2 separate regions of the Homo sapiens genome follow, and region 2 is linked to region 1. Evidence: chromatin loops called from intact Hi-C (ENCODE). Cell type or tissue: CD4-positive, alpha-beta T cell. All regions are shown on one strand. Links, peaks and the distances in the headings refer to the core of each region. The heading gives the core; the rest is flanking DNA. Region 1 has its middle 100 kb from the start of FAM9C. Region 2 overlaps LOC105373133 (a long non-coding RNA gene).

What was found. Hi-C counts contacts between places; a loop is a spot of excess contacts. Peaks named below come from ENCODE experiments on the same cell type or tissue, not always from the same donor. Only the 100,000 strongest peaks of a DNase experiment are listed, where the experiment ranks them.
Region 2: it touches region 1 in a loop (2.5-fold over the local background); 7 of 110 quality-filtered maps call a loop at or near these places.

What each region holds. Positions count from the first base shown.
Region 1 is chrX:13,143,340-13,150,440 of GRCh38, reverse strand. No RefSeq gene overlaps it. Among named protein-coding and RNA genes, the nearest start is that of FAM9C, 100 kb to the right of the region's middle. In CD4-positive, alpha-beta T cell, for the core only: no CTCF peak of the experiment used is centred there; no DNase peak of the experiment used is centred there.
Region 2 is chrX:13,093,846-13,100,946 of GRCh38, reverse strand. It overlaps LOC105373133 (a long non-coding RNA gene), which reads right to left. Exons shown (of 4, transcript NR_171577.1): 4 at 5,152-5,304. Among named protein-coding and RNA genes, the nearest start is that of FAM9C, 53 kb to the right of the region's middle. In CD4-positive, alpha-beta T cell, for the core only: no CTCF peak of the experiment used is centred there; no DNase peak of the experiment used is centred there; H3K27ac peaks cover 783 bases.

The DNA of each region.
Region 1 (7,101 bases), core at 1,594-4,093:
AACTCTCTCCAAAAAATATTTACAAGTCACAGTTGTCATGATGTCACATAAAAACTTTTTAAATATAAATATTATACTCAAAATATTAAAGAAAAATTATAATTAAAGCAGACTGACAGACAGGTGTATTCAATTCATTCTGTTAATATTAAGTAAGCCTTCTGTTCTCAACTAGAGGGGGAAAGATAGGCAAACAAACTGCTCACTGCTGTGATAAGGACGGGAGCAGGGTGGGAAAGTGGGAGTTGGGATAGCTGCTTTGCTCAAAGAGCTCATAGAAGACAAACATTGACAGCATGCCTTGTACTAGGAGGCCACACCCTGCCCCAGCTTGAATCTCAAGAAAAGTTAATGAGAAAGGCAAGGCAGAACTTGGTTTGGAGCTCAAAGGAATGATAAAGAGCATAGTAAATATTAATGAGAGTTTAGAGATGGAAAAGCTCTCAGAAGCTGGACTCCTCACAGGCTGAAAGCACAGAGTAGGCCTGAGTTCTAAGTGAGAATCAGGAGTCAGGGTGTCTAGTCCTTGGTTAGGTCACTACATGACTATGAACTTGGCCATGCCGTGTAACTTCCTGGGTCTTGGCTTTCTTTGCTAAGTGCTTCCCCAGACTGAGCTGGCATCACAAATGTCTGTGGAACATTTAAAACATAGACTCCCCTAGGGCTGGAGAGACAGCACCTCGGAAACGAACCAGTAGTTCACAGACTTGAAGCCCCTGGGACTTGCGAATACTCAGATTGCTGGTCCCCATTCCTAGAGTTTCTGATTCAGTAGGTCTAAGGTGGAGACCTGAAATTTTCCATCTCTAACAAGTTCCCAGTGAAGGTGATGGCTCATCACACACTGAGAACCACTGAGGAAAAACTAAACTAGTCATTACCAACTCTGGCTGGTCATCAGAATCACCTGGAAAATATTTAATAAATACCAGGGCCCCACTTCATATGTAGTGAACCAGGGATCCTCTACAGTCTAGACCCTTCTGTCTAGCTCTAGGTCTCATGATGCTTCTGGAACATGAGCCTGGGACTGGGCTCTTATAGTGAGTGGGATTTGGAGTAAGCTAGAGGAGGACACTGGCATTCTGCTTGGGTCAGAATGAGCAGTAACAAGCTCTGGGGCAGGAATCAGCAAGCTATGGTGATGGTTATGGGAACCATGACCCAACTCATCTTAGGTAATATTTATTAACCACTCACTGCATTTATTTATCACCTAAAGAAGTGAGGGAGGGAGATACAATAGGAAAAGAAAAGTGACTTTTGCACAGAGATGCTTGGGAGAGGCCCGAGGAAACTTCACAAAAAGTTCCAGACAGTGTAAGTGCTAGTCTGCCAATATCTATTCCTGTATTCTTTTTATTTTCCCCCAGAACTAAGTCTAAATAATAACAGAGGCATTTAAAATAAAAATCTTGGGGCATAAATTCCTAAGGAATGAAATCCAATGTACTGATGTCTTAGCAAAAAATATGTCCTTAGATGCCATTTCATGGAGGACCTGGTAGAACAATTGTTCATAGAATATTCACTTGGTGGAATGGAGTGAAGGAGTTGATCCATTCCCTCTGGTTACTTCATAAACCAGACATCTTACAGCACAGATACAGACCTCCATAGCTGATCCTACTTAGAGCTACTTTCACCAATTATTCAGATATTTCACTTTGGGTTGCCTGCTTGATCTTAGAGCATTTGCTTGAACAGATGTAACAGACAAGAAGCTCCTATTTCTTCAGGAAAAAAGCTCAGCATGTTTTCACTGACAGGCACACATAACATGGGCATAATGTGCCTGGTAAGCATCTGTAATGTATAATTTAAAAATTCTTCCAAGAGTTTACTTAACTTGGGCCAACTGACAAGCTCCCTCCTTGCCCCCATCCTTGCAATAGGACTAAACTTCCTTAAGTGTCTTCTATACTACTGTGAATGATATGATCATGCAGCTGATGGCGTGGCTATTGGGGGAATTCTTCCTAGTAACTACAGTTGTTTCACAAAACTTCTTTCCAAGAAAAGTGTAAGTTCTTTGAGGTCATATTCATATACTTTAGCTACTCACAGCACTTAGCACAGTGTTGAACACATAGTGCATTTCTTCCCCCACCCCGCCAAAGAAATATACAGTAGAATCCCTGGATTGTAGAATTGGTTTGCTCACTGATCAGAAAATGGTGCCTCAAATATAGATGTTTAATAGCTTCACAGCAACCATATTCTAGACTTCCACCATGTCATCCCTAGATTTTTCTTGTGACTTTGATTGTCTCTCTTTTCTATCTAGTTTATTCTATAGCCACAGAATACAGCCAGTATATGCCTCACTCCTGTACAGAGTCAATTAGAGTCAGTAGAAACAGGGTTGACCCAGAATCAGAGAATCTAGTCTTGTTACTTTATATCCATTGAACTAAAACTCCCCCATTTCCTCTCCTACCTCCCTTTACCAACAGCTGTTTTATTCTCTAACTCTGTATATTTGACCTTTGTTGCTTTTTATAGATTGCACACATAAGTGAGATCATGCAGTATTTATTTTTCTGTGCCTGGCTTATTTCATTTAGCAAAATGTCCTCCAGGTCCATACATCTTGTGGCAAATGGCAGGATCTGTTTTTTTAATGGCTGAATAATAGCAGTTAGGTAGGATGAACAAGGCTAGAGATCTAATGTACAACATAAGGACTATAGTTAATAAATTGTATTAAGGATTTTTGTTAAGTAGATTATAGCTGCTTTTGTCATAATAATATAATATTTAGGTTCAGTGTATTAAATGCATTATCAACTTACAATATTTTAAATTTACAGTGATTTTATTGGGATGTAATCCCATTGTAAATTGAGGAGCATTTGTACTTGTGTTTCACCTATTGCAGGGTCTGTCCCACAGACCCTGACCCAATGATGGAAGAATAACATACATTGACACAGGTATTCTGCCTGTCAGTCCACCTAAGGGTCCAGGCCCCTCACAGACACAACGGAAGGTACAGTAAAGAGTAGCAACCATGGCCCTGTTCAGCCAGTGAAGCTCGCATTTATTCAGTACAGATTAAATGACAAAGGTCTTGAGTAAACACCACTAAAGGGTAATTGACCTGGTTGCCAACCCCCCTCCCCAGTAGAGAGCAATTATGCACCCGCAGTTGATCAAAGGTTGGTCTTAGGACCACATGAGTAAACAAGCTATTTAGATAAACTACTTTACATTTCTTTGTATCTATGCCCTAAGCTTTTAAGAGAATTCAGCTGCCTTCAGCCAAATGCTATGCAAACCCCCAGGCATTCCAAGAGGGTTTGTGTTTATTTCCTTATAATTTTACAATTTCTTCCACCATCCTGACTGAATCCCCATAACCTATAGAGAGTCATTTTCCAGTCATTTCTTGGGGCCATTTTGTATGAAAAGTAGAATGTAATCAAGATGCAAGTAACATGAGAAGCACCAAGGTCATTTTAAAGAGCAATATTTGGTATAAAAATGAGTGTTTAACCAGGAGACTGATGATGCATGTCTTGGTATAAGAATCACAGAGCACAATGGTGACCAGAACTTTCAAACTCTTTGAGTTGAGGAATTGCTCTGAAGCAAAACCATAGAAATAAGCAGAAGGAAGCTAAGAAAGTGTAATGTCTTACATTGGGTTTTCTAGAAGCAGACCCTGATATCAGGATTTAGGTGCATGAGAATTATTGAGTTGACACGCTGGATATTCTCAGGAGAAAAGGAGCAAGGAAGCCAGTAGAGCAGGGGAAGGAGCAAGCCAAGGGCAGGGGCTAAGCTTAGTTTCAACTTTGCTTTTGGACTTCCCAGCCTCTGGAACTGTGAGCGTGTGATCAGCATGGGGAGCTCTGGTGTATAAAAAGCACTGTAGAGTCATGTCTTGAGGCAGGAGGGCCTGCTTTCAGCATCCCCCCAGCTGTGGGCTGCAGGGAGGTAGGGAGGAAACAAGGCAACTGTCTTTGGCCAGAAGCAATTCTCTGGAGAAGGGGACAGCTGTGAGCACCTAGCATTTGGGGGAGGAGCCCAATAAAGAGAAGGTGAGTAGGGGGCACCACCAGGATCTACTTTAGTTGCTTACCCAAAGCCACAAATTAGCTAGTGGCACAATTGAGACTAAAACCCATCTCTCAGCCTCAGCACTGCCTTGCCAAGTCCACTTTTTACAATGGCAGTACCTACCACTATGCCATTCTTTTTTTTTTTTTTTTTTTTTTTTTTTTAGACAGAGTCTCACTCTGTTGCCCAGGCTGGAGTGCAGTGGTGCGATCTTGGCTCACTGCAAGCTCCGCCTCCCAGGTTCATGCCATTCTCCTACCTCAGCCTCCTGAGTAGCTGGGACTACAGGCGCCCGCCACCGCGCCCAGCTAATTTTTTGTATTTTTAGTAGAGACGGGGTTTCACCATGTTAGCCAGGATGGTCTCGATCTCCTGACCTCATGATCCACCCGCCTCGGCCTCCCAAAGTGCTGCGATTACAGGTGTGAGCCACCATGCCTGGCCCACTATGCCATTCTTTATGAAGCATTTTCAGAGCTACTATTTCATGCCCGCCATAATCCTGGGAGATAAACAAGGGCAGATATCTGTGTTCTCACTTTATGAATGAGGACATGGGGGCTAAGAGAGTGATCTGGCCCAAGGTCATGCACCTGGAAGCAACATAGTTGTGAATAGAACTTTGTTCTGTGGGACAACAGCACTTTTTACAGGTCAGAAGCGGTATCTACGAGAGACCACAGTCTAGCTCTTAATATCTGCTGGGCACAAGCTTGTGATCAATTTGGTTTTGTTCTGTCTCTCATTTGCTTTGGCATTTGAGCCTCAAACAATGACCCTCATCTGAACAGGGGCTTGCTCAAGAAACATGTAAGTCCCTTGTCATGTATCACCAACCCTGGAGTGGGGTTTCTGGTTTCCATTTCTAACTTTTGATACCCACTCTTAGTAATAAGAAAAAAAAAGTCTATTTTTATAAAATGACTCAAATGTCTCTGGAAACATTTACAATGTTTGGAATGTTGTGTTTTAATAATTTCCTGATCTGTATGTAGTAAGGAATTTTAATGCAAGCACTAATATGAAATTCCTCATCATTGTGGGGTTTAAATTTTGCTTTAGGTTTTCCTTGCATTTAAATTTAATCACAGTTGATCCTCAAGTGAGCTGAATTTGCTATAACTTCCTTGGCTTATTGCTTATTTATGGGGTGCTCTCTCTGATTTTCATCTTATCTTTCTCCTTCATTTTCTTCAGCCTCAAAACCTTCCTTATGACCTAATGGTTTCCTGCACAGGCATCTGGATATCCACAGCCTGCTCCAAATTCTGCTGTGAAATATTCATATCTTTGATGAGGTCACCTGCGCAAGGGCATCAGGAAGTTTTGGAATGAGATGCTATTAGTTCCAGACCACAGTCCACCTTGCACTGACCTTGTAATCTTGTAGCAAAAAAGATCATGGGTGTTTACAATTGTCCATACTCTTTGACCTAGCAATTATATCTCTTACATCTATCCTAGAGAAATAATTGTAGATATGCCCAAAGGTTTGGTTATAAGGATGTTTATGACCACAATTTTTATAAGAAAAAATATTGTTTAGGGGCTGCTCAGTGGCCTGTTTTTGTTCCCCCCACATTCATATGTTAAAGCCCTAACCCCCAATGTGATAGTATTCAGAAGTGGGGGCCTTTGGGAAGTAACTAGGTTTAGATGATGTAATGAGGGTGGAGCCCTCATCTCCCTCTCTTCCTCTTTGTCATATGAGGTGGGAAGATACAGCAAGAAACATCTGCAAGCCAGGAGAGTGCCCTCACCAGGAACCTTGATTTTGGACTTCCCAGCCTCCAGAATTGTGAGAAATAAGTATTTGTTGTTCAAACCACCCAGTCTGTAGTATTTTGTTATAGTAGTCAGAGCTAAGACATATATGATAAAATACCATACATCAGTGGTTCTCAAACCAGAAAGCTTATTAAATAAAACACAGATTGCTTTTCCTCCCCACCGCCTGAGAGTTTCTGATTCAGTAAATCTAGGTTGGGGTCTAGGAATTTGTATTTCTATCAAGTTCCCAAGTGATGGTGATGCTGCTGATATTTGGACCACACTTCAGGAAGCACTGCTATACAGGAATATGTGATGACATAATCTTTTTATATTATTATCCTTAAAAGGCAATTTATGTGACAAAAAGTACTTTAAACCTATTTTGTGAATTAATACCAATATTTCAAAAGTTGAATGGTGGTTAACTTAGTTATATTTGAGTGGTAGGATTATGGAGGCGGGATGCGTAGTATCTTCCCTCCACACCTCATTTTTTTGCATTGATTCAGAACTCATAGACTTGAGTTTAATCCTATCCTTAGCTCTCATCTGCTGGACGATCTTGAGCAAATTAGCTAATTCACAACAGACAAAGCTTCCTCGCCTGTAAACAGATAATGACGCATACCTCAAAGGGTTATTTTGACTATTAAGGAAAATAATGTAATCTTTATGTATTCATTCATTTAGCACATATCTGGGATACCCTAGGCACTAGGCTGGGGACTGGAGGTGAAATGATGAAGACTAAGTGTTTTGACCTCACACAACTTCAAGTTTATTGAGGAAAAAAGATATTCAATCCCCCTCATCATTCTCCCTGTACAGACAGACAGACTTCAATGGTAGCACATCTTAAAATAATTCTAATTTTCCAAATTGCTGATTTATAGGGGTCTCCATGTTTTTTCCAGTTATGAAGAAATACAGTTCTGGATTCGTCTAAGCAGCTAGTCCTTCCAGTACAATTTGATTTAAACAGAACTTTTCAAGAACAAGGTTGCTACATAAAGTGAGTCAAATGTCCGTCACAGTGTGCCATTCCTGGGCCTGTAGGTGTGGCCCTGTCCCACCCTGGGTGAAGGGCCATCCCTGCTTTACAGAAGGCTTGGGACAATTAAAAATTCCTTACAGAGAGTCCCCAAACTCCCTCATGCAAAGTGAGTCTGATTCCTTATTGAACTTTCCATGCACGGCTCAAGGAGAAAAGTGCCCTCTCCCTCCCCCACCCGCCCAAGAACCCGGAAGTAAATGCCTTCT
Region 2 (7,101 bases), core at 2,466-4,965, 50 kb after region 1:
GTGGTTTTTACTGGGTGGTAGAGTTTTAATTGATTTTATTCATTGATTAGTTTCTTTTTCCTTATTTTCTAATTTTTCAGCATTAATTATGCATGACTTTAGTATTGTTTTAAAATAAAGAAAATAATTCTCTACTTGCCTGGTTGAATCCTGTGGCTTCAGGGTTTCAGATCCTTTTTATATGGGAGGTACATAAACACCTACATTGTTAGGATTGTTTTGTTGTTTGTTTGCTTGCCTGTTTTGGGAATGAATTATATTTAGACAGTAGTTAATCACTTTGGTTTTAGTCTTTTTACAAATGTATGTTTCCTTAAGTATCTAGTCTCTCTCTCTCTCTCTTATTTTTTTTTTTGCTAGAAGGTATCTACTCTCATGGAAGCTTAAGGAAGCACAGTTCAGCTCAAGCAAGCAGTAGAACCTAGGTCTCTTGCCTCCTACTCCAGGCTTCTTCCAACTACACCACCTTTGATTAATAACCATTGATCCCTTATGTTTACCAGAGCCTGAGGTGCTCTAGTTGCCCATGAAGATTGTTAATTAGCTATAAGTTTTAAAAAACATTCCACAACAGGATTAAAGTAACAGGACTTTTAAATTCTTTTAGCTGAGAGGTACCAAAATGTTTGAACAACAATATTTGATTAATTAACATAGAAAATCAGGTCAGTCCCAATTGGTTTCTGTCTGCAAATAAAACTTAAATCATGCTGGTTGTACTTATGCAATGTCAGAATAGTTTGTCCAATTCAGGAAAAACAGATCAACTGGTTTGTTTGGTATTACATAGTCCAAATATCTGGATGCCTGGATTTTATAGAGGTTGGGGCTCAGAGAATGATACCCCAAAGTATCAGCTGTGGCATGCTGAGCACTTTTGAAGTGAAGGAAATTGGAAGTCCTTAAAAGCTGCCTTTAGAACCAAGGACTTTGTAACCTTCCCTTGTTTCTACCCCTAAAGTGCATGAAGGGGCTCTCTCTGGGAGTTCCTTTATCTGTGGGAAGAAAACTTCTTGGAAAAGAGATTCAATTTTCTTAAAACCCCTTATCTATGAATCTCATCAAATAACCAGGAAAGATTGGCCACCAAAGAGGAGAAAAGACTAAAAGTCACCTCCATGCCCAGGCAGACTTCTATTCTTCTGAGGCAAGGTCCAAGAGATTACCTGGAAGATTTTACTTACATAATAAGACAACCTTTGTTCATAGTGAAGTTCTACCCCTCACTTTCTTGAAATTTGTCAGCCACCTCTCCAGAGCTCAGAGAAATTTTGTCCCAGGCTATTGTCTCTTCTATGGGCTTATTCATTTCCCCTGAAAATCATTCATTACACCTCAAAATTGCCTACATTCCTCTATTTCTCTCCCTTCTGTGAAGAATGTGCTATTTAAGCTTCACCCATCTGGCCCTTCTTTTAGTATCATATTTTGTATGGCTCCCATACACACTTACACATTAATAAACTTGTATGCCCTTTCTCCTCTTTATCAGTTTATTTCAGCAGACTCAAACCTTCAGAGGGGAAGGGAAAAATTCCCTTTGCCCTTACATAGAAGTTGGGTGTTTTGTTGCTACTGTCTGTGTTTCCTTTTCTCTAAAACACAATAATGATTCATACTCCAATATCCTTCATGAATTTTTTTGAAAATAAGCAGGACAAGTTCTACTTTTGTCTAGAAAAGTATTACTGTAAGACCAAAGAGCTTCCACACATCCCTGTTGAAAAAGGTCATGATGACTTCCTGTAAGAACAGTGGACCTAAAAATATGAACCAGAATCCATCACAGCACCATAGCTGGCAGCCCAGTAATGTATGACATAAGGAGACAATATTCTTATTCAGGATCAAGGTTAAGAATTGATTTTTTTTTTTTTTAAATAGAGATGAGGTCTTGCTATGTTACCCAGGCTGGTCTTGAACTTTTGGCCTCAAGTGATCCTCCCACCTTGGCCTCCCAAAGTTCTGGGATTATAGGCATGAACCTCCACAGCAGCCTGATTGATATTTTTTAGTGTGCCAAAATTTATTTATTTGTCAACAACCTTTCCCCTCCAGTTTATATTCAAATAAAATATCACACATGAAAGCCACTTTTATTACGACATGCCTATGATAGCAGAGTGATGGATGAGGGAACAGGCTGAATGTTCAGTATAAATGCCCTAAAATCCCTGCATTCTTGGTGATTCTTCTCTTTTTGTCTAATTGTGTGGCAACATCCCCTGCTCTGACTTACACCTCACCATCTTGTTTAGGCCTGGACATAGACTTCGCATCTTTACCACACCAGACATGAAGCATCATGAGTGGCTTTAGATATTCAGGATTTCTCAAAGTCTCATCCCAGAGCCACCTATATCAGGATAATCTGGCTGCTTATTAAATATCGCAACAATCTAGGTCTCACTTCACAGGTACTGAATAAACATTTCTGGAAGTGGAGCTTGGAAATCTGCATACTAATCAAACTTTCCCAATTATTCTATGTACTCTGCAGTTAGAGAAGTGAAGAATCCAATGTTTAGGTCAATATTCTTCTCTCTGGAGACTGACCTTGTCTTAGTCAGCATGAGCTGCTATAACAAAGTACCAGAGACTGGGTGGCTTGAACAGTAAACATTTATTTCTCATGGTTCTGGAGGCTGGGAAGTCCAAGATCAAGGTGCTGGCAAATCCAGTGTCTGGTGGGGGCCCACCTCTTGGTTTGCAGATGTCTATCTTCTCATTGTATCCTCACATAATGGAGAGCAGAGAGCAAGAACAAGCTCTCATGACCTAATTATGTCCTAAAGGCCCCATCTCTTAATACCATCTCATTGGGGGGTTAGGATTTCATCATGTAAATTAGGGGTAAACACAAAACATTCAACCCATAATAGACCTTAAGCCAGAGTGTTATGCATTGGACCAGAAGCCAATGGCACCACCTATCTCCTTACCCTGCTGTCCAAGATGACAGGGGTGAAGGCAAGAAACAACCCCAATTCACTGCAAATGAGAGTGTATAATAGGACACTGGTAAGAGAATAAAAAAGCTAGTCAAGAGTTTGGATAAAATATTTGCAAATCATGTATCTGATTTTAAAAACTCATATCGAGAAATATCTAAAGAACTGTCACATTCCAATAATCAAACAAAACAAACAACTCAATTAAAAAATGATCAAAAGATTTGATTACACACGAGAAACAGATGGCAAATACACTCATGAAGCTCATGAATGTTCAATATCATTAGTCATTAGGGCAATGTTCAATATAATTAGTCATTAGGGCAATGCAAACTAAAAGCACAATGCAATGCCACTGAAAACCCAAGAGAATGTCTACAGTTTTTACTTAACTATTTTTAAATATTTTCTAGATATGGGGTTTCACTCTGTTGCCCATGCTGGAGTACAGTGGAGTGATCCTAGCTCACTGCAACCTCAAACTCCTGGGTTCAAGCGAGCCTCCTGCCTCAGCCTCCCAAGTAACTGGGGCTATGCCTGGCTTATAATAAAAAAAAAAACAAAAAACAAAAAAACAAAAAAAAAAACTGACAATACTGCCAAGGATGCAAAGCAATTGGAAATCTTATCAAATACTAGTGGAAATGCAAAATGATACTGCCACTTTGGAAAACTGTATGGGAGTTTCTTTTAACACAGCATACAACTCAGCATTTCTACTCCTAGGTAATTTACTAATAGAATGGAAATGCTTGTCTACGCAAGTACTTCTAAGAGAAAGTTCATAGCAGCACTGTTCATAATTGCCCCAAACTAGAAACAATCCAAATGCTCTATTAATAGGTAAATGTATAAACAAACTTTGGTATATCCATGTAATGGAATACTGCTCAGATATAAAAAGAAACAAGTACTGATATGCACAACATAAATGAATCTCAGAAGCGTCATGCTGAGTGAAAACAGTGAGAGACAAAAGGCCACATTTTATATGGTTCCATTAATACAACATTCTGGAAAAAACAAAGCTATAGGTACACAAAACAGATCAGTAGTTTCCAGGAACTGGGGATTGGTGGGAGGAGACTGACTTCAAAGAAGCAAAGTGGAACTTTGTGGGGTGATATACTCAATATCTTAGTTGTGGTGGTAGTTACATCTCTACATTTGTTTTACAAAACTCATAGAATTGTATTCATAAAAGGGTTAAATTATACTGTAGGTAAATTTTATATCATTAAATCGGACATTAACAACAACAACAACAACAAAAAGTCTATGATAGAGTCTGTGGGCCCACAAAACATGTGCAGTAATATGTTCACCATTTCCCAAATCAAAACTTACTTGTGCTAGTGGAACTAAAATAAGAAAGAAGTGATTCCATAAAAAATATACAGAGGAGGCCGGGCGTGGTGGCTCATGCCTGTAATCCCAGTACTTTGGGAGGCCAAGGCGGGTAGATCATGAGGTCAGGAGTTCAAGATCAGCCTGGCCAAGATGCTGAAACCCCATCTCTACTAAAAATACAAAAAAAAAAAATAGCCTGGTGTGGTGGTGGACGCCTGTAATCTCAGCTACTCGGGAGGCTGAGGCAGAGAATTGCTTAAACCCAGGAGGTGGAGGATACAGTGAGCCGAGATCACGCCACTGCACTCCAGCCTGGGTGACAGAGTGAAACTCCATCTCAAAAAAAAAAAAAAAAAAAAAAAAAAATATGCGGAGCAGAGAACCAAATCCCCCACCATGATGGAGGCTTCCGAGGTCCATGATGTGGGGTTTCAGTGGCAGATACATTGACTTCCTAATAAGGAAGCCTCTGCCAGTCCATGGTCATTTCTCCCTAAGCAATCCTGTGTGCTCTTTAGAATAAGAAAGAAATTAACTCCAAATCATGACAGATCCAATAAGTTATACATTAAAACAACTCATATGGAAGTTGAGCTGCAGGAAATCAATGTGGAAAATGTAGGGCTAATTCCCATTGCATTACCAGTCCCACTGAGAAAGCTAAATTCTGCTCTGAAAACAGTTTCAGGACAAGTACATTCGATAGTCTCTCAAAAAATGGCAAAGAAAATCAAGTAGAAAGTGTTCTGTTTTTGTTCAGAAAATGACTATCAACACAACAAGAGAGCAGTGGAAAAAATAAATGTTTAAAAACAAACCAAAAAAAAAAATAAGAAAAGAAAGGGAAAGATATTGAATCACCCCATTGTTTTGATTTCCTTGTGCCAACGACAAAACCTGAGTGATTGACATTTCTTATTTGCTGACTTGATCAGACTATTTGATATCACACAGACATGGCAATTTTTCCCGTGGCAATCCCGGGGTGTCATCTCAGATTCTGTAAGAAAGGACCAAGGAATATATAATTGTATCAAGCTGCCATTTAATGAGGCACTAGATGCATCTCACAGACAAAGGTCAAAGTTTGAGATAGCAGAAGGGTTGGGACTTTAGGTAATCTGAAAACAAGCACTGTGTATCATTAGAAAAATTGTATGAAATGCCTATTTGGGTGAAACGAATTTTACTTGTGATGAGTAATGGCTGTTGTAAAATATACCTTGTAGAGAAACAAGCTTGGACATTTCTGTTCTTCCTTTTAGCATACCAGCCTTCAGTGTTGTGACACTATAGGGTCTTAAAATACTTGCCCCTGTTTATTTGCTTTTGCATAGCTGGTCAGGATTTTGTAGAATTCAGTGGCACTCCAGTGGGGAGCAGCTGGGACTCAGGAATTCACTTTGGAAGGGAGCTGGCAGCTGGGAAGACCAGGCAGTTCTCTTTGTGCTCAGGCCTTAGGAGAGTTGTGCATTTGGCAGGGGAATGAGACTTCTTGGATACTCAGAAAGGACACCACAGAAAGATCTGATTTTGCTCGTTCTACATATTCCACATGCTTTTCACTGCCTGCAACTGTCATTTCAATCAAGTTTTCATTACAGGGGAAATTTTCCTCTTAAAATATTTGCTTTCATAGGAATTCTGTCTGTGTCAGCACTGTGGTCAACCCCAGTGTCAGGAAAGTCCACTTTTAAAGATATGGGTTGGTGTGAATGCATATAAAATGATGTGAGAGTGTATTTACGCAGATGTGAGTTTGCTGGATTCTTCGTACCTCGTGACCCTCTAACTTTCTGTACTGCTGATTCAATTAACCATGCCTGTGGCACAGGAAAGAGATACTCTACTCTTTAAAAAATTAATACAATGAATGGAATTGGGAAAATAAGTGAAGAAAGATTGTAACTGTTTCATTTTTTTTTTCTAAAAAAACCCTTTTTTTCTCATATCCAAATCAAAAATAGTGATACTAACTTCTATTAAGTTAAACAGATGCCTTCTCTACAGCCCAGCAATTTTACTCCTAAGTACATAGCCAGGAGGAGTGAAAGCACAGGTCCATAAAATACACCAGTATTCATAGCAGCTTTATTCACAATATGCCCAAACTGGAAATGATCCAAATGTCCATCAATAGAAGAATGGATAAACAAATTATGGCATATTCTTACAATGGAATAATACACAGCAGATTAAAAAAAGAAAGAATAAACTGATACAATCACCTGGATAAATCTCAAAAACATTATGTTAAGAGAAAGAAGCCAGATGCAAGAGTACATTCTGTACAATTTCATTTATATGAAGTTCACAAACAAGCAAACCTAGTTTATGGGAGTAGAAGTCAGAATAGTGGTTCACTGGAGTGTGAGGGGCATGGGGGTTAATTGACTAGGAAAAGGGAAAAAGGAAGCTTTCTAGAGTGATGGAAAGACATAGATGTTTGTGTGGTCAGTGGTTTCCAGGAGGTATATTTAGGTAAAAATTCATCAAGCTATACACTTAAGATGTGTGCATGTTACTGTATGTAAATTATACCTCCATTGAAAAACAAAACATGGATAATGATAGTTGTTGCAGGGCTTACAGCAAGTATGGGATTACTATTAATAAGCATCAGATTCGGCTTTGTGCTTTTTGGCCACTCGTCATAAAGAGACCTAAGTAATATTTCTCATAGGATGGAGGAAGCACACATTAATCATTGATTGTTTCCTGTGTGCCTGATACTGTGCGCTGGAGGCCTTGGGAGACTTCATAATAAATCAGATCAGGCTCCTGCTCCCCTGTTCTG